Regions from separate parts of the Mus musculus genome. Here all the other regions are linked to region 1. A link is a loop called in an ENCODE intact Hi-C map of the cell type or tissue named here. Cell type or tissue: heart. All regions are shown on one strand.

Region 1 (8,000 bases):
TGTAAAGGCAGGCAATGTGTATTTGAAGGTAACTGGCAGGCAGTAAACGAGTTAAGGAGCAAAACTGGAGGAAAGGGAATCAAATGAAGGAGACAATTTCGATTAAACCAGAGGAGGAAAATTCTTGAGCTGAGTTAGAAGAGGGGATGGGGAAGAAAGGAGGGACGGGTGGTGAGTAGGAGAGAGAGAAAGAGAGAGAAGAGGAGGGAGAGGAAGAAGGAGAGATGGGGAGAGAAAGGAGAAAACCAGGCTAAGTAGATTGTACAGAATGAATAAAGACGCTCCTAAGACTGACTGACGGGGGTGGGGTGGGGGGGGTGGAGGATGCGCAGAGGGCAGAAGCACCCTTTCCCGGTATCCAATGAAACAACAGCATTGGGTCCAGGGACCAGCGCCGGCGTCCACTCAAGCCTTCACTGTACTTCAGTGATGTAGCTGCTTAGGGGTAACTCTGTGTGTGTGTGTGTGTGTGTGTGTGTGTGTGTGTGTGTGTGTGTGTGTGTGTTTGCAGCCACCACTCTAGTTTTTCACTATGCTCGGCACTGTGAGACTCTGCCAGAAATTTTATTAAGATCGAAATTTTACCAAGATCGGAGTTTTGTTAAGAATCGGGTTGCGAATGGAGGGACAGTGTCCTTCCCTGAATGTCGGCACGCGGATGCCAAGTCACTCCGCTCTTCTAGACAAGCCAGACTCCCCGAAGTTCAAGAAATATACATCTTCAAAGACATTTCTGATTTGCAGGAGGCCGGAACCAAGAACGCAGATGAAGGAAGAAATTTTCCTTAGTCCCAGTTTCTCTGGCCACTCATCAACCGGCTCCTTACCTTACCTAGTATTAAGGTGTTAATCGTGACTCTCTCAATATTGCACTAATCTCGGCCATAGAAAGACCTGAATGATTATGTGTATAGCGTCATGGATCTGGGGTGGCTAAGTCCCTTCCACTGAATGTTTTTCCATAGGGGTATTGAGAAGTTGGGGGCACATTTGAGGGAAAGCTTGGAAAGCTACTACACTGACCTAAATCACCCCTAAACCTACGCTTCTCTCCTTCCTTTCTGTGGAAGCGGGCTACCACCGAGCAACTCTGGCTGGGAATTTTTTTAGGGCGGACGCAAAGTAGGAAGAAATGGGTACCAAGTTTCCTACGAGTTCGGGAGCAGGGCAGAGAAGTAGAGCAGAGAGCCACGTGGAGAGCCACGGTGGCGGAGGAAGTCGGGTTGAGTCTGGTGAGCTAGCGGAGGGACTGCCCCGGCAAACAGGCCAACAGCATTATACTATACAGAAGCCTCAGTGTCTTTATTATTAAACCCCAAGCGGGAAAAGGAAACTGCCCTGGAGAGGAGTTCTTGGGTACCACTTAGGACACCTGGAGAGGTGCAAGAGAGGGCAGCAGGTAGAAGAGAAGGCAGAGAAGGCAGACCGCTCTTCTTACGGTCCCAGGTCATCCGACTCATGGGCTTTGTTCTGCCAAGGAGTTTCAGGCGCAAAGCACGATGGCCCAGGTAGGTCACAAGAGTGGTCTCGGCTGAAACTTTCTTGCCCGTAGACCAAGCGTCCGAGCCCATCAACCCTGCGAGCAAGGAAGCGGACTAGCTATTATTCTTCAGCCACGACCCATCCATTCGCCATCTCCACCCCCTCCCCAAAGAGACTTGGGCCACCAGGGTTGAAAGGAGCAATCTGGTATCGAATTTTCTACCCAGAGCTAAGTGGTGAGCTGGGCACGTAAAGTGGTAGCGAACCCGTTTGCGGGGACATTCCCAGCCTTGAGAAAGGGACCCTGCTCAAGCCTTTGTCACTTTGCTCCACCGGGCCGCCCGGCCACCACAACTCAGATTCAGTGTGAGGAGGTCCGCGAAGCCCAGGCTCCGCAGGCAATCCGCGCAATCTGCTGCTGCCCGGATCGCGGGGCCTCGAGGAGACTTAATCTGTAGAGGAGTCACTCAGCGACTAGTCTCAGCTTTTTGGCTAGACTTTGGGCATATTTCTCCCATCTTTCTCCTCCTCGTTCGGGGAGAGAGGAAAACAAGCCAATCAAGGACGCAAGAGGAGTTTGTGAGCTACCTAGCGACACACATCAAGGATTTAACTAGACAACATTAATAATACTGTCTTCATTTGTAACTTCTCTCACTTGGAGACAGTTCTGTCTCGTTGGGCAGTACAGAGGCTTTTTCTGAGGTCGTGTTATTTAGAGTCCCCACCTCCTTACCCACATTGCATCCACCCCTTTAAAGAGTGCCACTTTCTGTCCCCTGAGAAACTTAACTGGTGGTGGTGTTTCTATCCCCACCTCCCGCCGCCAGACACTTGGGGGCCCTCGGTCTACAGGCAAGAAGACTCTCGGCCGCGCCCCTACTCCCTCCCTGCTTGACGCCCCCACCTCTTTTTCTTTTGACCGACCGATTGGATTGTGGTTCTCCCCGGCGCCCATCTCTGAACTTTCTTACCCTCTGCCCAAGCCTGACGCCGCTAGGTTTGTTGATCTTAGATCTGCCCCCTGCCTTTATCACCCAAGATCCGGGAGTCCCGCGGCGCCCCCCAGCCTTCCCCCCACCCCCTTGCAGGATAGCCTGTCAAGCCTTTCTAGAAATCTCCCTTAATTTCCTTTGCAGAACCGACAGAAAAGCCGTTCAAATTCCCAAGACCGCTGAGAACCACCAGGGCCTAAAAAGCCCCGGATTTGTCACCACACCGCACTTTCGATCCGGATAATGCAGGTGAAAGTGCCCCTCCCCCATTATTCGGATAATTGCCTCGAGTCTCCACTTAGCGTTATGTTTAAACAACTGGAGATTGATGGCTGTAGCCCCGAACCCCTTCCTCTGGGCAGTTCCCAGCTCTGAACCTCCCCAGACTTCACGGGTGCAAACCGTGACTTCCCTTCCTGTGCAAACAGAACCAGGCATTAGAAAGCCGTTGGAAATGGGTATTTGATTGGCCCCGAGAGACACAACGGGACCAGCTCTTGAGGATTTCTTTCGTGCCAATCACAGAACACTGTTTTTAAGATCCCACTAAATGCGATACAAAACTACAAAAAACATGTTCAGAACATGTTCCTAGAAGAGCGAAACCCGTGGCAATGAGCCCGTAAAACACAAGCTCACAAAGGGGAGCTTTCAAATACCATCTGCCCTAGACTGATTTATCAAAATAAAGATAGCAGAAACTAACCATTTGCAACTACTAAACAGCAATACCAACAATGTGGACAATGGACACAAGTGACCATAAGTTATACAAGCCTTACAGTAAGGTTTTCCTTTAATCGGTATATGTATTTTTTTATGCCTTTTTCGCTTTATTTTTTTTTAATTAAAAAAAATTTTTTTGAGAGTACTGGGGAATGAGAATAGGAGGAAATAAGTGGTGTGCTGACAGTACAGGGTAGAGGGGAAGGGTAAATTTCCAGGTAGCTTTTGAGTTTACTGCTGGAAGTCCATGCTAGCTTCCGGGGTAGAGGGACTGACTGCAGGGGAATATAATCTCTACTTTGCAGAGGCAATGTGTCCTGCACCGGTACAAGGGAATCTAGACACTTGGACACCAAAGCCTACCCAGTGCCAGAAGATGTACCAGTATCAAAAATGCCCAGATGTCTGTTGTCAGCCTTTGAGCAAGTAGAGGAGGTCTGGACAGCAACGCTGCCAGCCTGGAAGGACCTGAGTTGTTTGCAGTTCTTCCAAGGCCTCCGGCTTCCTTATTCCAAGTCCTGTTCTCAAAGAGACCACTGCTGTCTTGACTCCCCTTATTCAGCTCTTTCCTAGGATAATAGGATTCAAAGTTTGGCACCCACCACCTCTGTCTTGAGAAGGAAAGAGAGGTAGGTTTGACTCAGCTGCAAAAGTCCACACAGCCCCAGGCTTCTCCTCACATAGAGTGAACGGAAAGCATGCTTTATGCTTGCTTCCATACACCTACAGGACCCATCTCTACCCAGCTAGACACGACCCTGGAATCAATGAAAATCAAACCCACACAGCAGCTGGCTGACCCTTGCCCTGCTTGAGCAAAGAAAGGAGGCGCAAATCCCGAAAGAACCATTCACAACTAACCAATACAGCCCGGTGGGGATCGGCTGCACACTTCCTGGCCCAACGCTTCCAGAGTGAACTGTGGCCTGGCTGGAAAGGACTTGCCTGAGTCCTCCAGAGGACACGGGTGACCATAGGGGACCCCAGCGAACCGATCTGGGTTTGCTGGAGGGAGCAAAGGCCCAGTGGCACCTGCTTCAATCTGCTTGGCTTCTGTGGTCAGCCTGCATCCACTCCCCTGGTTTTTTTGGGTGGGGTGGCGACCAACCATTGCCATTAGTTTCCAACTACAGGAATCAGGCAATGAACCAGGAAATAGAGAAACTAAAATGCCAGCCAACTGTAAGAAAGAATAACAGAAGAGGTGGAAGAAGAGAGAGAGAGAGAGAGAGAGAGAGAGAGAGAGAGAGAACCTCAGCAGGTTGTCCTAGAAATAATCTGTTCTCTTTCCTCTAGGCAGAGGCTGAAGAGCCCCCAGCACCTATCCCACAAAGCCTGGGTGGGCGCCCTGGAAGCCTTTCTGTTCCCTCTTTCCCAGGTTCCTCTCCACCATGCACAGTGCTCCTGTGGCTTCCATCCCCTGGCTGTTTCTCCTGGCCTCCTGACAGGAGGGCCATTTGGAGGTGACTCACCCTAGGTGGAAGCTCTTCCAAGCTTGTTGGAGGCCAGCTTTCAGGGACAGATCAGCCTCTAGGCCCAGAGATTCCAGCCTGTTTGAGCCGGGTGGGAGGGAGACGTTGTGAGCTACGTCTCCCAACTCCCTCTGCTCCCGGCTTCCCTCTCAGAATTAGATAACAGCAAAAAATAGATAAGAAAAGTGATTCATTAATTCAGCGAGTCCCGTGGCTGGTGGCTGGCTTTTTCTCCTTGGTACGTGTGGAAGTGGAAGAAAGCCCTGTCGGGGCATAAGCACTGGCTGGTCTCTCTCTCTCTCTCTCTCTCTCTCTCTCTCTCTCTCTCTCTCTCTCTCTCTTTAAAGCAAATCCACATCCAGGAGGTTCTGCCGAGTCTGCCCAAGGTCACTCAGAAGGACTGCACACAGGCGGAACACTCCTAGGGCATCATCATTTACTGGGAGAATGCTCCTCCCCCAACCTGCTGCTGTACCCAAGGCTTGCCCTTAGAAAAGTGGTCCTACAGGCCAGAGGGGAGGAGGGTCTCCTCCTATGGCCTAGCCTATGGCACAGTGAAAAGCAGTGGATGTTTTAGAGCATTGTTGGTTAGCACCAGGGGCAGCAGATCCTCCAGCGTGTAGGTTAAGACCTTGAGTGAGGTACCCCAAACTCAGAGAGGTGGCCAAGTCATGGAGCAAGGGAACTATGGAATCCACTTTGGTTTCCCCATCAGTTGAGTCCTAAACATGTGATAACCAGTGGCCTCTTAGCATAGGAAGAGAATTGGAATTATTCCTTCCCTGAGCAGGAATCTTCTTCCAGGTGACTGTCAGCTCTGTTGAATACTCCTAGGGATGTGGATCTCCACTGCCCCCCAAGTGCCCCAGGAACGCAGGGTTAGGCACAGAGAAAGGTTCACAGAGTGAGCCGTGGGAACCAGGCAAACAGATCCCTCTGGTTTTACTCAGGGTAGATGGCCCCTGTGGAGTTGGTGACTCCCAGAGGAACCTCTTAATAATAACAAGAAGAATAAACATATTGCCGGCATACTTTAATGCATTTCCCAGTTCTTAGTTTCCCGGGGTCCTTGAAACAGTCCCTGAATAGTGGAGAGAATCCAGACAAGTTATTACTGATCTCCAAATGCAGAACAAGAACCTAGAATTGAAAAGCCAGGGGTGTCTACCAGGAGAAAATAGGCGCCGGAAGAGAGAGATGAAGGAAGGCCTGGAGGAAAAGGGGGAGATGTGAAAGAGACAGGACCGCATCTCCCTCCCTTCCAAGAAGTTTGTTGAGTATTTGCAGAGTGATGAATAAGGTGCCCACCATGGCCCTCCGTCTCTATGTGTTGCCCTTACCATATGACTTGCAGAAACTACTCAATAGGAAGATGTCCATGTAAAACTCCCTGAAGCGTCAGGTCATTAAAATTCCTGAAGAGTGAGCTGAACATGATGAGGCACAGGCCTTCTCTGTCCAGCCGGCTAACTGTCACCAGCCCAGTGCTTTGGTCACGTGAGTTCTACTGTGGTTATTATAAAATAAACACAATACAAATGTTACTACTTCAGTTGCTTTAATCCGCAGGGGTCAGTGGCATTAAGGACATTTCTATACAACCATATCCCCCTCCAGACACATTCTCTCTCCCTCCCTCCTTCCTTCCCTTCCTCCCTCTCTGTCTGTGTGTCTCTTTTCCTTCCTTCCTCTGTCTCTTTGTCTCTGCCTGCTATCTCTGTCTCACTGTTTCTCTCTGTGTCTCTGTCTCTGTCTCTTTCATTACTGGAGTTGAACCCAAGCCAGGAACATACCAAGCAAGCAAGAGCCCTACTCTTAAACTCCACCCCCGCCCCCATTTTACCGTTTTAAAAATAGATTTATTTTTGGCTTTTGTTATGTGTCCGTGTATGTATCTTTGTTTGAGGCTGGAGTTACAGGTGGTTGTGAACCACCAACATGGGTGCTCTGTTCCTCCGAGAGAGCATCAAATGTTCTCAACGGCTGAGCCATCTCTCTAGTCCCCCAGTTTTAATTTGAGACAGGATTTTACTACGGAGCTCAGGCTGGATTTGAACATCCAATCCTCCTGCCTCTCATTTCAAGTGCTAGAATTACAGGCATGCACCTTTTTGGCCCTGCTCCTTCCTCCCTCCCTCCTTTCTTTTTTTTTTGTCCTGAGACCAGGTCTCTTTTAGCCCAGGCTGGCTTTAACATGAGCTGGAACTCTTTTTTTTTTTTTTTTTTTTTGGTCTTTTTTTCTGGTTTTTCGAGACAGGGTTTCTCTGTGTAGCCCTGGCTGTCCTGGAACTCACTCTGTAGATCAGGCTGGCCTCGAACTCAGAAATCCGCCTGCCTCTGCCTCCCGAGTGCTGGGATTAAAGGCATGCGCCACCACGCCCGGCTGAGCTGGAACTCTTGATTCAGCCACCAGCTGTGATTATAGGCACATGTCACCATATCAAACTGACAGCCCTGGGGATCAAACTCAGCCTCATACAAGAAACACAGAGCTTTTTTTTTGTTTTGAGGGGATCTAAACCCCACCATTCTGTAGTCCAGCCTGTGGTTCTATGGTAAGCACTCGCACAACACATCCCCAGCCCCTCTGCCTTCTTCTTGTATGAGTTTGATAACCACAGACACCTGTAACTGACTCATCCCACTTAGCACTGCATCCTCATACTTCATCCACATTGCAGCGCACACTAGCATTTCCATCCTCTTGAAGGCCAAATGGTGCTAGCCCATGTGTGCAGACCACATTTTATGTCTCTATCCATCTGTTGACATATGTTTGAGCTGTCGCCAACTTTAAAAAATGGTTTCCTTTACTTTTTGAGATTATAATATAATTACATCATTTCCTCCTTCCCTTTCCTCCTTCAAAATCCTCCCATATTCCCCTCCTTGCTCTCTTTCACAGTCATAACCCTTTTTTCATTAATTGTTGTTACATGCAAACGTGTGTCTCTGTGTGTGTGTATGTAAGTGTATGTATATATATATCTACTTATGTCTATTCCTAAATAGTAAGAACCTGCATCGTCTGTATAATGTTCCTTGCATATATGTTTTCAGGACTGAGCATCTGCTATTGAGTCAGCACTTGGTGTTCTTGCCTGGGGAAGATCTTGCTACTTGTAACCATTGAGACAGATACTCTCTTAACACTGCACAAACATCTTTGCTGTGCCCTGCTTTCCTTTCTTTTGTGATTATCCCCAGAAGCAGAGTTGCCCTTCCACTGGTAACTCTGTATCTCCTTTTGTAAATAACTACTACAATACTTTCTGTCTTTTATAGAGTTTTGATCTAAACTTGGAGAGGGTCTCTCCTTTCCTTA
Region 2 (8,000 bases), 68 kb after region 1:
AAAGGGGTGACCTCCACTTGTCTGGGTGATCCTCTCAGTTCCGCAGATGTCTGGTGAGCATGCACTGAGTGACTGGCCACCCAGCATTCCTCCTGATTAATTATTTTAAAAGCCATCTCTTTGTCTTAGTATTTGAAAACATATCTTTGATTTTATGTAAACAGTCCTCTGGCCACTTTTTTTTGGATAGTAAACCATATGCGGTCAGGGGCTACATATTTGAAGTCTAGTTAAACAAATCCCATAGTATTTATTAAGTGCCAACTATGTACCAAGGCAGGGCCGTGCTGTGATGCCTGGCAGTCTGCATTTCGACAGAAAAGTTCCCGCGGAGGGTGTTCCTCAGAGTTTGGCGGAAGCAGAGTAGTGTTTCAGTCAAATACTGGAGGCATCTCCTCCACGTGAGTTTTCTTCTCAAGAGCCTCAAGAAGGCACAGACATCGGGGCTGGAGATGGGGCTGGACACAAGAAGATAAGGGTGCTATCTTGTAGCAGAGATGTGGGTAGCACAGATAAGCTAGAGAAGCCACTTTCTCTCCACGGTACAGAATTCTTTGTTGTTGCTTTAGTTTGGGGTGGTGTTGTTGCTCTTGTTGGTTTTGTTTTTTGAGACAGGGTCTTCTTGTATCCCAAGCTGGCCTCAAACTCATGAAACAGCCAACGATGACCCCGAACTTCTGACTTTGAACCTCTGAGCTTGCTGCCTCCACTCCCAAGTGCTGGGATTAGAGGCCAGCTCCTTCACACCCTGTTTTATGGAGTGAACTCAGGGCTCCTTGCATGTCACACAAGCAATGGACCAGCTGAGCTACATGCCCAGCCCTGAGAACTCTGCTCTTTGAAGGAATCAAAGGGCCAGGAACAGACAGAATGGATGGACCCCGGCACACAAGCCTTGAGAGAGGAGGAAGTGAGTGGCTGGGCTCAGCTGCCACTTGTAGCTGCCGATATGGGCGAGGCTCTGGCTACCATGACAGGCACTGGAGAGACTGCTGTCTCACTCTCCTAGTCTTTTTCTCTCCTAAGTCCTAAGTCTCTCCCAAGTGGAAGAGGGAAGGGGCTCCCAACTACAGTCGGTTTCAACTGTGTAAAAGCAGGCAACGAATTGTTACTACAGAGGGCGTTCCTGAAGAGCTAAGAGATACACAGGCTCTCCGATTACAACCTGCTTCCAAGCATAAAGTTGAACCTTTCCAAATACTGTGCTTGTTCCAGAACATCCTGAGCTTCCCCACTGAGTATGTATGACCAGCCAAATAACTCAGTGTGCTTCAGCCCAGTGCCAAACATCGGCTGCTCTTGCACCTTCATGTTTCAGTCCGACTTGAGTTCCTAAGAAGGAATCCTTCCAGTCTCAGGAGCGCCACTGGCACTTCCCTTTTGTTTTCTGGGTATCTGGATAACCTAATGAAGGAGGAAGTGCTAATTTAATACAAATAACACATCAACAGGCGCTGATAAGCAGCCAGAGGCAGCATCACCATACAAAAAGTTCCAGCTCGGTTGACAGAGTGTTTGCTTAGCATGCACAAAGCCTTAGGTTCAACCCCCAGCACCCACTAAAACCTAGTGCATGACTTAATTCCAGCACTAGAAAAGTAGAGGCAGGAGGATCAGAAGTTCAAGGCTATCTTCAGCTATGTAGTGAGTTCAAGACTAGCCTGGGCTACATGAGACCTGCTGCCCTTAACACCCTCTTCCTGAAATAAATAAATAATATGACTGGAACAAGAGAGTTCCTAACCGTCCTATGTATGAAAGTGTGCAGCTTGAGGCAATCAAATAAACATGAGGATCACGTGGCTTCCCATATGCATTTACTTATGTAATACTTTCTTCTTGTTCAGCTAAAAAAATGGGACATGATATACAAGACTCCCATTTGTAAAATGTGTACAGTTTATCAAACCTTTCTTCACCCCTCATGGTCCATCAGTGGAGGGGAGAGAAACAGAAAGAGTAGAGAGGAGGTTACAGCTGAGCATGCGGCTTAGTGGACCAGAACTTGACCAGCGTGCAAAGGGCCACCATCCCAGCAAAGGCAACAAAAGACACAGATATTTAATTTCTAGGGATTGGCAACAGGGGGCAAATAGGATTCAAGTATGGAGTGTATTATGAAAATATTGTGATGCTAAAAATAATTAAAAAAAAAACTTTCCTATAAAAAAGTGGTATACAGGGCTGGTGAGATGGCTCAGTGGGTAAGAGCACCCGACTGCTCTTCCGAAGGTCCAGAGTTCGAATCCCAGCAACCACATGGTGGCTCACAACCATCCGTAACAAGATCTGACTCCCTCTTCTGGTGTGTCTGAATACAGCTACAGTGTACTTACATATAATAATAAAATAAATAAAATTTAAAAAAAAAGTGGTATACAAAGAATTGAGAGGTAACCAAATAGTGTTAGAAGAAGAAGAAGAAGAAGAAGAAGAAGAAGAAGAAGAAGAAGAAGAAGAAGAAGAAGAAGGAGGAGGAGGAGAAGAAAGAAGAAGAAGAAGAAGTAGAAGAAGAAGAAGAAGAAGAAGAAAAACCCATAGAAACCTATGTTTAATCAGTTTGTTTAAATATGATATTGTCTTGATTAACAAGACTGGGAAGGTATAAGACCACATCACACAGAAAAGGGAAGGCCAGAATTCAATAGGGAAAATTTGTAGAATTTGTAGGGCCAGATAAAGGCGAAGCTGAAGAAACTCCCAGGAAAGTAGAAACAGGAAGATTGAAGTACCTGGGCAGGTTTCTAATGTCCTGGCTACTAGAAACCCTAGAACAGCAACGGAGAAACCATGGGCAGAGGCAGAAACCAGCCAAGAAATAATAAACATTTCTCACGGCTGAGCAGCATGTGTTTCTGTCCAGTACGATGAAGGAGAAAGACATACTTTACATGATACCAACATGGAAGCCCCCAATGAGAAGGTTGGGAAATGAAGAGGGGCTAGGCTGGGCTTGCCAAGGCTAGGAAGTAGCCACAGATTCAGTCCTATAGGCACACAAAGCAAAACTGATTTCCAACCTAGAATCCAGTACCTCAGCAAGTCAAAACTAGTCCTCACCAAGGAGCCAGACTGCCAGTGTTCAGGAAAAGAAGCGTAGCTTCAGATGAGGACAAAGATCCAAGAAATGCATAGAAATATTTTTATTCTCAGAATAACCAGTGATGACTATTTAATTCAAACATTGCAATGGTTTTGAACGGGTGTGGGGGAGGAAGTTTGCAGCTTGGAAGGGAAAGACACAGAAGAAATGAAGCCTCACAACTGGAACTGCAGCTAGGATCTAACACCGATTTCCAGGGGAGGCGGAGCCTGAGAGAGGGGTGCTGAGGGAGGTGGTAGATGGTAAGATACTCATTATTTTTCTTCCGTTGTTAAATATATATGTATGTGTATGTGTATATATACATATATATATAATTAACTGTCTTCAAGTACAACCACCGTGTTTGTAACTTACTTTGATCAAACATTTAAAATTCTGTGGAAACTGCTCTTTAGGATGTAGTTCAATCCGTAGAGTGCTTACCCGGCACACGTGAGACACTGGGTTTGATCCTCAGCTTTGCAAACAATAAAATAAACCTTGTGGCACTAAGAACCAGGTGCACCCGTTAGGGAGGTCAGGCACGTGTCTTGAGAAGAGAATAGAGAAAGGTGCTCAGACCCAGGATGAAGGCTTGCCGGCGCACCCCGCTGGCTTCTGGGAAGGGATACGCCAGGCGCCAGGCGGCTCTAGTCTCCCATAATTTGCAAGACTTGGCTCTGTATCACTTGTGGCCTCTCTGCTCACTGGATCCCCTCCTGTTGCCCTCCGCCCTCCTCCTGTCCCCTCCCCCCCACGCCTCTGGAATCCCTGTCGCCCTGGGACTCAGCTGACACCCGACAGACAATGGTATTTCCCATCAGTCTGAGTATCAGGAGCCGGGCCTTATCCACTGCTGTTTTTCTATTAGTCTAACACCCCATTGTCCACCCCTTATCACTGAAATGTTGATGTCATGCCTGGCTTGGAAGTGGTTTCTGCACCGGGGCTGCGACAGCCTCCGCTTTAATTGAGGGAGGGGGAGGGGTGGAGGAACCCATTTATCAGAATTCTCATGAGAATTCACCCCGTTCCCCCTAACAGCTGGGCCACTGTGGGCGCCACAATGGGGTGGGTTCCCCGCCACAATTCCTGGCCTTTCTTTCTGGCATCCAAGGACTAGCGTCCCTCAGAGCTGAGAGGCTGAGTGAGGAACGTGGTAAGGACTTTTGAGCTCTCTCCGTGAGATCTGGGACTTAGCACACCTATGTGGTCCTGGCAAAAGGTGAGCCCAGGGCCACCCTGGGTTTTTTGTTGTTGTTGTTTTTCATGTCTGTCATCCTCTGAAGACTCCACCAGGGTCAGGCTTGGCAGGAGCCAGATAAACATACTGGGACAATCTGGGTTAAAACCAGTCCGAGCACCCAGGCCCTAACCTTAGTGTGATCAACTTCTCAGGGAAGCTTTGTGTGTTCCCTGCTGCTGGCCCTCTGGGGATTGAGTTTATTCATATAGAGATGGCCTGTGTGTACACATGTGTATGTGTGTGTGCATATGCGCGCGCGCGCGCGCACACACACACACACACACACACACACACACACACACACACACGTGCGCTGTGGTTGCAGTTATCGCAAAGCATCCTGGGAAGAACATCTGGCTGACCGGGAATGAAGCCCACTCGGGGCTGAGCGGGCCCTGTGCAGTGTACTTGACTTCATTTCTTAGATTCAGCAAGGTCACCGTGAGGCAGGAGAGCATGTGAGGTGGCAGTTTCGATGGGGTGGTGGGGTGGAGCTGTGCAGAGGACATGGCTAGGAGTCTGGTCTTCAGAATGTGCTCAGTAGTTAGAAGCTATGAATAATTTAGCTCTTGGGGACTTTGTTCCAAACCTAATGTGAGGAACGGGTGTGCGGGCCAGAGTGGAAGGAAGGTTGAGGCCAGTGTCCTGGTGTCCCTTTTTTCTGACAGTTGGAGCAGAGTAGAGGAAGAATCCCATGGCTCTGAGTTGGCCTTCATCTGGAAGCCACCGAGTCTCCAGTTCTTACTTGATCTCTCAAAAGAAATAACAAGTGTGCTCCAGGCAGGTCCAGCCTGCCAAACAGAAGCTGAGGACAGCAGTGAGTGTAGCCCGACACAAAATGGTAAAGTGACTTAAAACACCATCAGGTCTACTTTTGTGACTCGGTTGGGACATTCTCAAGCCCGAGCTTTGTAAATTCAACACTGTGTTCCGATGTCCAAAGGTTGGACACATGTGCAAGTATTGAGAGGTCCCACTGCCTGTAGAGCCAGAGTATGTGGATAGCAAGTCTGTTCAAGCGCTCCAGACAAAGTGTTATTAGCAAGCCCCAATTTGGGTCTTATTTGATATTTGTTTAACTTATTGCATAGGCTGCTCTCAAATACACAGTCTTCCAGACTCAACCTTCTAAATATTGGGATTAGAGGTGTGTGCCATCACCGCCCACTTTAAATGCTTCATGTTAAGCAGAGTTTTACCTATGCAGTGTGGCACCAGACAGGGTAAGTCCTGTTAAACCTATACACGTCAGCGTGCTGCCTAAGAATGTGACAGGTTTGGAGAGAGGTCTGACCACATCGATCCACTGGAGATCTTGGGCCACTGGGTATCCAGCTTGTCCCACCATGGCATTATCAGACCTGAAGTTGAGCCCCAGAGCTAAACCAGCAAGTTCCACGGACCAGGAGTACATGTGGGAATTCTGTTTACTAGGTTCTTGCCAGGCCTTAGAAGACCTTCCAGGAAGAGCACTGTGCCAACCTGGCAATCAAAGCCACTGCCTATGACTAGAATTTAAATCTAGGTCTTTTGCGTCCAAATTGAAGCCTTTTTCCATGACATCAAGAGGCAGAAGATAAGTCGCTTGGCTTTGTCTTAAACACACATTCCTGGGATGAAGGGAGGCTTAGGAACAGGGCAGGGCTGCAGGCTCCATCACATCGGCTACTTTCACTCCTCAGGGTCTTCCAGGTGCTCAGTGAGCATCTCCTTCCCATCCTGGGGACTGATCCCCTGAATTCTACCATTAAGGCTATTGTTTGTTTATTTATTTATCCTCTTTGGACAGCTCCTGTGGCCCAGGCTGGCTTCACACTTACTATATAGCTAGGGACGATCTTTAGCTTCTGATCTTCCTGCCTCTACCTTCCAAGAACTTGGGTTATAGGTGTGTACCACCTCTCCCCAGTTTATATGGTGTTGGGAATTGAACTCCGGCCTTTGTGAGTCCTATTCAAGCATTCCAACTGAGGCATGTGCTCATTTGGATTCTCCATGAAGTTTTCCTTTCTGTCCTCCCTTCCTCCCTTCTTACGTGTGTGTGTGTGTGTGTGTGTGTGTGTGTGTGTGTGTGTGTGTGTGTGTGTATGGGTGTTTATGTGTTTGTGTTTGCATGTGTAGCTGTGTGTATGACAGAGTGTGTGTGTGTGTGTGAAAGAGAGTGTGTGTGTATGTGTGTGAGAGAGTATGTCTATATGTGTATTTGTGAGAGAATGTGCTTGTGTTAGAAACTTTGTGTATGTGTGTGTGAGAGAGACAGAGAATGTGTATCTGTATGTGAGTATGTGTGTGTATGTATGTGTGTATGTATATATATGTATGTATATATGTGTGCAGTTGTGTCTGTTTGAGAGACTGTGCATGTGAGAGAGAGAGAGAATGTGTGTGTATGTATGTGAGTACGTGAGCAGATGTGTGTGTAAGAGAGAGAGAGAGACAGAGAGATTGTGTGTGTCTGTATGTGAGTATGTGTGTGTGTATATGTATGTGAGTATGTGAGCAGATGTGTGTGTAAAAGAGAGAAACAGAGAGATAGTGTGTGTATGTGTGTATATGTATGTGAGTACGTGTGCAGATGTGTGTGTGAAAGAGACAGAGATTGTGTGTATGTGTGTGTGAGAGAGAGAGAGGGAGAGAGAGGGATTGAATCAGGCCCTTTTGCACACTAGGCAAGCTCTACCGTGAGCTTTTTACCCTTAGCCTTTATTTTGTTCTCACTTTGAAACAGGGTCTTGATAAATTGTTCATGTTGCCTTGACTCTCTTCATTCTTCTTTCCCAGCTTTCCCAGTAGCTGGGATCATGAGTCTACACGGCGCCATGCCTGGCTGGAGCTGGTGTGTTTTAGGGGCAGCCTTTAAAAAAATTCTTTTGCCTGAAGTCCTGCATCCTCCTACCCGGACAGAGTAAAACCTCACCCATGACCCCTCTATTCAGTCTACTTAAAAGACCATATATGTGTGGTTAAGTGCACACACTTTAACTTGCTTAGTGTCTTCTGAGAATGCTGGCTGCCCGGGGAGAAGTGGGAATCACAGAGCAGGAGAGGCATAGCGTCCAGATTTGCTTTAGTAAGGGGAGTATGATTTTCTTTCCTGTCAAGTTTCATGTTTAGGATTCATTTGGTTGGTTCCTGGGGTTCAGGTGACATTTCCGAGGCATCCCTCTGCTCAGTCACGTTTCTTATGCCTCCCCCATCCCAGTGGCTGATTTCCAGGATGGTAGAGGGTCTAGCAGGGTTTCTTGGAAAATTCTTACAAACATTAAAGTGCTTTCTCCTCTTCCAGAACAAACAGCTTTGTTTAGAGAGTTATCAGAGCCCCACCTGGCCTTTGATTTCTGCCTCCTCATACAATGCCTGGAGACTCTCCCCTCCTCTCTCTGGTCTCTGACCTTGTCTTTCACCCCGCCTCTCCTTTCTCTCTTGGGATTTGCAATTCTGCACATAGAATAGTGACTCATTTGGGAAGTCAGTGACCTCCTTGCGGAAAAAGCATGTTCATTCTTGGCCACACCCCCAATTTAGCACCCTCTTTGCTTTCTGTTTTCCACAGATCTCTGGATAGCACTAGCTAGGTTTTGTCATTATTATTGGATAATCTCCTGTCCCCTTCATCGATGGCAAGCCTCACAGGCAAGGACTGTCATTCCTGTTTCCACCACATTCCCA
Region 3 (8,000 bases), 88 kb after region 1:
CATGTGAGGCCACAGGTACGAGGGATGGACACATGGACACATGGACACAGAGCATGCTTCACATGTGTACTAATTTCTGCCTCCATCAATCACAACACTAGCGTCACTACCGCAGGCCATGTCTGAGTGTGGTGCAGCACCCAGACCTGAAGAGCAGGGAGTGCAGTGGTTGGCCATTGTTGAGCATCCATCCATGCTTTAAGCAGGCAAGGAGTGTACAATCTGCTGATTGTGCTGGGTTTCTGAGAGCCCACTGTCTAAACTGTGTCCCTGCCCTGTGCAGGGAGGGCCACCACCATCTCCGTGCATGGCTAACTGATGGATCCCTGAGCTCTTCTTAGCCCCATCATTCCAGGACCCATAACTGGGCCTGCACTGAACTGTGTATTTCCGTGGGAAGTGGGTGCTTGCCTGGCTCACAGTGGTGCCCAGGAGGTCAGCCTAGGAAGCTATGTTAGTAGTTGGTCAACTAGAAGTCTACTGCAGTAGCTCAGACCCAAGAAGCTGGGGACCTGTGAGCCCCAAGTTCTATCAGAAAGAGAAGCATTCAGCATGAAGCTGTGTGTTAGAGAGGAACTTTCACACCTGTTGAACCTACCTGGAGGCCACATACAAAACTCAGCACAGGAAACCAAAGGAGGCCGTGTGTGTGTGTGTGTGTGTGTGTGTGTGTGTGTGTGTGTGTGTAGTGGTCTGTTCTGTTTGCTTTCAGTTGTTGTTGATTTGAGACACAGTTTCAAGTAGCCCAGGCTTACCTTGAACTCAGGATGTAGCCAAGGATGACTTTGAACTCGCAACCTTCCTGCCTCAGTGCTGGGATTACAGGCTTGTACCCCAATGACAGCCTTGGATCTACTGTTGAGGACCCACCTGGCTTAGTTTTAAGGAAATTTCTGTTTGCTTCTTTCAACTTAAGCACATGCCTAGAAGAGGGAAGAATTTCCTTCCTCCTAGTTATTCAGCCATTCACGGGGCCAACGGTGTGCCTGGCATGTAGCAGACAGTTATGAAAATACCAATGAACTCAATGAAGTAATTATAGCCTCACAGAGGGCAGGGCACATAAACGGGGGAGTAATCGGACTGGGTTTTGAAGGATCGGCAGGAGTCCATTGGGGGCATGATAAAAGCAAAGGGCTGTGTTTAGACTTCCATTTAGATCTTAAATGAACGTCTTGTTGATGATAGTGGAGACCTTTAAATCGGCTAAATGCAGAGGTGGAAGTTCTGCTTCCTAGGGAAGTTAGGACAGATGCCTTGAGGTGGGGGTACCAGGCACGAGATTGACGAACACGAGTCACAGACCATCCACATCTCTTATTTCTACCTGCTGGCCTCCGCTCTAGACAGTCCTCCCCTGAGATGGGCCTCTTCCTGCAGAAGGGTCTCCCTGATGGACGAATTCCCACTGGAGATGGCCTACCTGAGAGATGGGCTTGCATGTGACTGTCTCCTGCCTCTTTCCTGGGCAGGCATGGGGGATGGTCATCCTTGCTGTGATTATACCACCTTTTGTTAGAACTCTAAAGCCCAAGGCCAGAGCTTAAAATAAGCTCCAAGGATTTCTACCGTAAAAACAAAACAAAACAAAACAAACAAACAAAAAAACCCAGTTTTTTTGGGCTATGGAGATGGCTTAGGCTGTAAAGTGCTCATCATGCAGGTATGAAGACCTGAGTTTGAATCCACAACCTATTTTTTTTAAAGCCAGGTGCAATGAGGCAGACAGGCATATCCCTGGTCCACTCTACCAAATCAGTGATCCGGTAAGCTGTGGATTTAGCGACATATCCTGTTTCAAAAAGTAAGATGGAAGATGACTGAGGAAGACATCAACCTCTGACCCCAAACTAATGGTCTCTCTCTCTCTCTCTCTCTCTCTCTCTCTCTCTCTCTCTCTCACACACACACACACACACACACACACACACACATACACACACACACACACAGTCTAAAAGATTTTGAGCCAGTGGTCTTATTTTTCTCCCCATCTCCTCTGCCTCTTCCTTGTTCTCCATTGTAGAGCAAGGCTCCCAGAACACTAGTGGTCTGGTGGGGAGGTAGAGGAACAGCCATGCGTCACGTCATCACCAACTTTGGAAGGTTCGCAGGCCTGGAGGAGGGAAGGTGTTCCCAGCCCATTTCCCTGGAAGGGAAGGTCTAAATGCAGAGTGGAGGGGGAGAAGGCAGAGGAGGCAAGATAAGCTTCAGTCATTTGTCATTTTAATTGGCTCAAATGCTCTGAGGAGAGCTGGGCCCTATCCTGGCTCTGTTCTGGATAGAGTCCAGGCTCAGACTGTCTCGGGCTGTGATGCCCACGAAGGGCACTGAGGAGGATAGGGTCAGGGCTAGGATGGGAGGCACATGAGTGGTCAGAGGCAGGCTGGCTGCCCCGGCATCTCAGTAATTTAAGGCAGCAATGTAGCAACTGAAATAGACATGTTGTAAAGAATTCCTGGCATCTGAAGGGCCTTCCTAGTTCTCCTAACTCTTTCTGCAGCTAAGGAAGACCCTGCCAACCAGCCAGGCTGAGCAAACTCTGGGTACAGCAGGGATAGATGGTGGCTAAAACTTAGATCCCTCTTCTAGACAATGATCAGGGACAGAAAGTGACTCCAGACAGGGACAGTTCTTACATTTACCCATTGTGTGTATGTGACCTTGTGTCCCTGGGAATAAAGACAGGACAGGCTCTCCTTCCCAAACTACAGGTGAGAGTATCACAGCCCCAGGAAGGATGTTTAATGCTGTCAAGGACCATGACCTGGCAGCTGACACATGCCAATCTGCGCTCTATGGTAGTAGCTGGCCCCACAGAACTGGTAGCCACAAAGAGGACTTCCAGATTAGGTAGGGGCTGTGATAACCAATGTTGACTCTGTATGTGACTTCTAGGGACAATGGGGTCTATGCAAGTCCCCACTCAGAAGCTGTTGAATGAAAGAAAGGATATTACAAACATAACGGTATAGGATGGGGCCCCTTAGCAGGTTTGATCCAGAGAGTGAGCTATGAGGACAGGGGAGGGTGATCCCAGTGGGGACTGAAGTGTTTTAGACAGCGAAAAAGTAGGAAAAGCTAGGCTTCAGTAGGCACTTGTGACAAGGTTCCTTAATGGGCCTCTTGACACTTAAAGCAAAGCAAGGCATTTGGGCACTGGCCTTCACAGGATCATTACAGCATATGTCCACCAGGTGGCAGTAGTGTGGGAAGTGCATCTTTCTAATCCATAGGAAAGCTCTCTGAGAGTTAGTGTTGGCCTGGGTAAAGTGAGTGGAATAGAAAAAAAAAAATCCTCTCACCATTTGACAGGAATAGAGCAAGACCTTTCATGGACCACATAAGAACCATGGACACGAGTTGTGCTTGTTCTGCTTAGCCAAGGGCCAGGAGGAAAGCCCAGCATCCTATCAGTATTTTGGGCAAACAGGTATGAGCCCAACACAGAAAGAACTCAAAGCAGCCAACAAGTCAAAGATGGAAGTGAGACACCCATTAGCAGACACATTCAGGAGGGGACAGGTAAGGATATCCTAGTGATACTGAAAGTATGGAAATGTAAGGGGGGACGGAGGAGGAAGGTAGGAAGGGGAGGGAGAGGTAGGAGGGGGAGGGAGAGGGAGAGGAGGAGGGCGAGGGGGAGGGGGAGAGGGATGGGGAGGGGGAGGGGGAGAGAATGGCTTTGCAGGACCACTTCCAGTTTCATAGAAAGCTGTTGTACGAAAGAGAAATCCTGCTGGAAGCTGAGCTCATGGAGGAAGAAAGCAGACCATTGGGATGTGTCCTGTCACCACACACCTGTCCCAGTGACACACATGGTGTGAGCCTGTCAGCCAATGGAGGGAGCTGAACAGACAGGTCAGTGCTGCGAGATCAGAACCGCTGCTTTGCTTGCTCTCCCGACCAATCATGGGACCTTTGTCTGCCGCACTGATGCCATTTGATCATTTGAGTGTCCACTCAAAGTATCCCTATCCACAAACACTCACTCCTGCCAATCTCATGTTTGGACTTCAGTGAGGACAGTAATCCTGTTTTTCTTTTTTGGTCCTTCAAAAGATGCAGTAAGATGGAAGAGACCAGACAGGTTTGCAATAGTATGGAAAACTTTCCTAAGCCAGCTATGACTCCACAGGCCCTAGAAATACCTGCCCCCGACAAGCCCCCAACTCCAAAACCCCTGACAGTAACCATACGTGACCCCATGTTGGGCAGGGAGACCTTGGCAAGTGTCAACCACAGTTGAGTGTAATCTTTGAGGAGGGAAGGCGGTACCAGAGGGACGAGCCTCTTCATCTACATCCCACAGATATAAACACCAACAAGGAGTAATGACAGGGAGATCCCTTGAAGCCAGCCTCCTGACTAACTTTTCCATGAAGAGTCCCCTGGAGCTCTGGCCCTAATGGCCTGGGATGGCAGCTCATTACTCTTATCTTCTGCAGGCCAAAGCACCTCTGCAAAGACATTCCTGGTGCCTCATCCTGAATGCCTCAGTAGTCCTCTCATTTATGTGTGTAGACAAGAAGATCAAAGCCCCTGGGGATGCATGAAGGATGTCAGGGTTGGGCTCTCCATCCATTAGAGTTGACAAATGCCTTGTTCAGCTGATGGGTCGCAGATAGCCACCCTGCCAGAGGAGAAAGCTGTGAGGAGGGAGGTGGAGGTGGTGGCCAGGAGGCTACAGAGACAGGAGAGGGATTGGAGTGGCAGGGTGGAGAAAGGACAAGAGTTAGAGCCCCCCCACACACACATAGCCACTGGTCCATCCTCACACCTCCACCCATCCAGCACACTTCTCTCAGATGTCAAGCTCAGAAGAGATGACTTAGACTGAACCTACAGTCTCAGGGGTGGCGTCACCTGGAACAGCAGCCTTCTTCCCTGTGAACAGTGTGGTGTCTCCAAACCCCATAACTGTAGTCTCAAGGTCATGTGCTCACAGTGAATGCTATATTATCATATAGCATTATGACATTATACACATTATGCCATTATACATACACACTTATGACTGAAATAGAGCAAAATATTTAATAAAAGATTTCCCTTCCCCAGTTGCTTGTTTCTTGAGGAGAAATAGTTTTACTCAAGAAAGAGTAGAAAAAAGTCATAAAGACCTCCATTTATGATAAATGGTCCCTGATACCTACAAAGACGGTCCTATAGAAACTAGTGACATTTATTTTTTTTAAAGTATACTGGCCTTGACACTATTCATAGTGGTGCTGGCATGATGAGGCCCACTGCCAGGTGAATGGATAAAGGAGTGGAACTCAAATACACAGGAAGGCTCTGCAGTCATAGAAACATGGAAGCCTGACATTAGCTGCAACACGATGAGAAATCGAGGGCTTTATGTTTAGTGAAATTAGCCAGGCAGAGAAACAGAATCCACATCCTGTCACTCACTCTCACGTGGAATCTAAAATCCGTTCATCTTATAGTAGTCAGAGTAGAGCAGAGGTCATAGAAGGCTGTGCCCAGATCAGGGCCTGAACTTGCCTCTGGCTAGGCAAGGGCTCTACCCCTGAGCTACCTCCCCAGTTTTCTTGCTGTTCTTGTTTCATTGACCAAGTTGTCCAGTTGGCTTTGAACAATCTGAATAAAACAAGAAAGCCTTGAGCTGTCAGTTCTTCTGCCCCAGGCTTCTGAGTAGCTGGGACTGGAGATCTACACCAAGCCTGGTTTGTTTGTCTGTGAAAATCAGGGTTTCTCTGCGTAGCTCTGGCTGTCCTGAAACTTGCTCTGTAGTCCAGGCTGGCCTCAAACTCAGAGATCTGCCTGCCTCTGCCTCCTGCGTGCCGGGATTAAAGGGATGCGCCACCACTGTCCAGCTAGAGGGACCAGTCTTCATCAGAACACAGTCACAGAGGGCCTCCTGAGTTTGTACCTAGAGGAAAGAAGTTGCATAAACTCTTTTTGAGTTTTTTGTTTGTTTGTTTGTTTGTTTGTTTGTTTTTTTTCAGGTTAGGAACTTACCTTAGCTTTGTTTACATTTTATTTTATTATGACAAAATACATTCAGTATCAGAGTGACCATCTTAACGGTTTTAAAGAGGACCCCCAGTGACATGAGCACATTCCTTAGGTCTAACCATTTACTCCTAGATCTATTCCACTTCCCAAATGGAGGCTTGGGACTCTGTAGATGCTCACCCTGCATCTCTCACATCCCCACACCATCAGCCCCACCATTCCACTTTCTGTGTCTATGCATGTCACTGCCCTTGAAATGGTGGGCCCCAGGACACTGGGAAGAGGGTAGAGTTGAGTGCAGGCCACTCAGCAGAGAGAGAGAGTGAGAATGTCTGAATGCTATTAGTGTGGGCTATGCTTCTCCAAGGTGCCATCCCCATTTCCCCTCACAACTAGTCTCAGATGGCCCTGGGCGGGGTACTTTGCCTTCTATGAGTCTGGAGACACCCCCAGTGAGTCTGGTTCCAGGAAAAACTGGGGGTCACTGACTTACTGGGACCTTTAATAGCAATGAAAACAGCAACTACCACTATCTACCTACCCATCCCTCTTCCCATAACCCTTACAAAACAAAACAAAACAAAACAAAACAAAACAAAACAAAACAAAACAAAACAAAACAAAATAAAACAAAACAAAACAAAACAGAGGCTGGAGTTTACAAAGCTCTTTTTGATCCTTCAGCTACTGCAGAAGATGTGGTATAATCACCACACACAGAACAAGACACAGAAGCCCAGGGCAGTGAGCTTCTGCCACAGGTCCTCACGGTCAATATGTGGCCATCACCACACGTGGGCCTTATCCACAAGTCCTGCTGCAGTGAACAGAATGTCTATGGACCCTCCATACATGTTGAGTCTTTGGGAAGCAATTGGCCTTGGAGCCCTCATGAATGGGCTTTGTGCCTTTATAAAAAGGGACCCAGGGAGCTCTCTGCTCCTCTTTCCATCATGTGAGGACAAAGAAGCTTGCCAGCTACAGCTCAGAAGAGAACACTGGGTAGGACTCCAGCATGCTGGCATCCTGGTGTCCACTGTTTAGTGTGATAAGCCTCAGTTGCATGGAAGTCACCCTGTGGGACTTCGTCATTACAGCCCCAAGGAACAAGGTTCCAGAGGGCCTATTCAACTTGTTAGTATGCAAGTCTGAGGACTGTAGTTCAGATTCCCAGAAACCCTTGTAAAGCCAGGTGGGTGTCTGCAGTTTCAACCTCAGAAGCAGAGACAGGATACCCGCAGCTCTCTGACTAGCAAAAGTATCTGTATTGACGATGAACTGGGTTTGATTAATAGTTCTCCCCTAACTGAACAGGGTAGAAAGCAATCCAGGAAGATTCCTGACATCAACATTGGGTCTCTTGCAGGCACATGTATACAAGTATATGCATGCACACACACACACACACAGAGAGAGAGAGAGAGAGAGAGAGAGAGAGACAGAGACAGAGACAGAGACAGAGACAGAGACAGAGACAGAGACAGAGAGACAGAGAGAGGGATGGAGGCAGGGAGGAGAGGGAGAGAGAGAGAGAGAGAGAGAGAGAGAGAGAGAATGGTACTAACACAAAGACCAATGATGGTGCTGCCCAATGCCTACAGCTACTCAAGACTAGGCAAGGAGGCACATGTTCTGCTTGCAGAACAGATTAAGGTTCACAGTGACCCTGTGTAATCTGTGGGGCAGATGAGAAAAGTCATGAGAAGCTGTGGGAACAGAGTTTGAGAGGGCTGTACTGCATCCCACATAAGGTCCCTGTGAGCACATTCACAGGGAAGCTGGTTCCTGGGGCAGGACCTCCATGCTGTGGTGCTGCAGACAGGCCCGAGGCCCCCAGCTGAGGGCAAGGTGCTTCCGGGTCTGTGCAAAGTAGCTGTGGATGCTTAGTGTTTACAGTCTTCTGTGAGATGAGAGACCTGAGCCTCCAGCACTACCCCTCTCTGCAGCAGGGAGAGTGGACAGCTGCCAACCCCAGCTGACCTATGTGACCCAGAGCTATCACAGGAAGACAGTCTTGT

Evidence for each region. A loop is a pair of places that touch in the nucleus more often than their neighbours do. Peaks named below come from ENCODE experiments on the same cell type or tissue, not always from the same donor. Only the 100,000 strongest peaks of a DNase experiment are listed, where the experiment ranks them.
Region 2: it touches region 1 in a loop (4-fold over the local background); 5 of 42 quality-filtered maps call a loop at or near these places.
Region 3: a loop joins it to region 1, with 2.4 times the contacts of the local background. A loop is called at or near these places in 5 of 42 quality-filtered maps.

What each region holds. Positions count from the first base shown.
Region 1 is chr14:63,266,909-63,274,908 of GRCm38, forward strand. It overlaps a transcript of Gata4 not described here. Among named protein-coding and RNA genes, the nearest start is that of Gata4, 26 kb to the left of the region's middle. In heart, no CTCF peak of the experiment used is centred here; DNase peaks (open chromatin) are centred at 403, 2,283, 4,123, 4,653 and 5 weaker places; H3K4me3 peaks cover 5,373 bases; H3K27ac peaks cover 6,810 bases.
Region 2 is chr14:63,334,822-63,342,821 of GRCm38, forward strand. It overlaps Gm4151. Among named protein-coding and RNA genes, the nearest start is that of Gm36165, 20 kb to the right of the region's middle. In heart, a CTCF peak has its summit at 3,708; DNase peaks (open chromatin) are centred at 1,230, 3,920, 4,810, 7,820 and 1 weaker place; H3K4me3 peaks cover 1,062 bases; H3K27ac peaks cover 6,630 bases.
Region 3 is chr14:63,354,985-63,362,984 of GRCm38, forward strand. It overlaps Gm36165 (a long non-coding RNA gene), which reads left to right and starts at 3,688. Exons shown (of 4, transcript XR_874703.1): 1 at 3,688-3,861. Gm46458 (predicted gene, 46458) reads right to left here. Exons shown (of 2, transcript NR_168493.1): 2 at 5,019-5,896. It also overlaps Gm4151. In heart, a CTCF peak has its summit at 3,192 (motif pointing right); DNase peaks (open chromatin) are centred at 2,327 and 6,957; H3K27ac peaks cover 5,838 bases.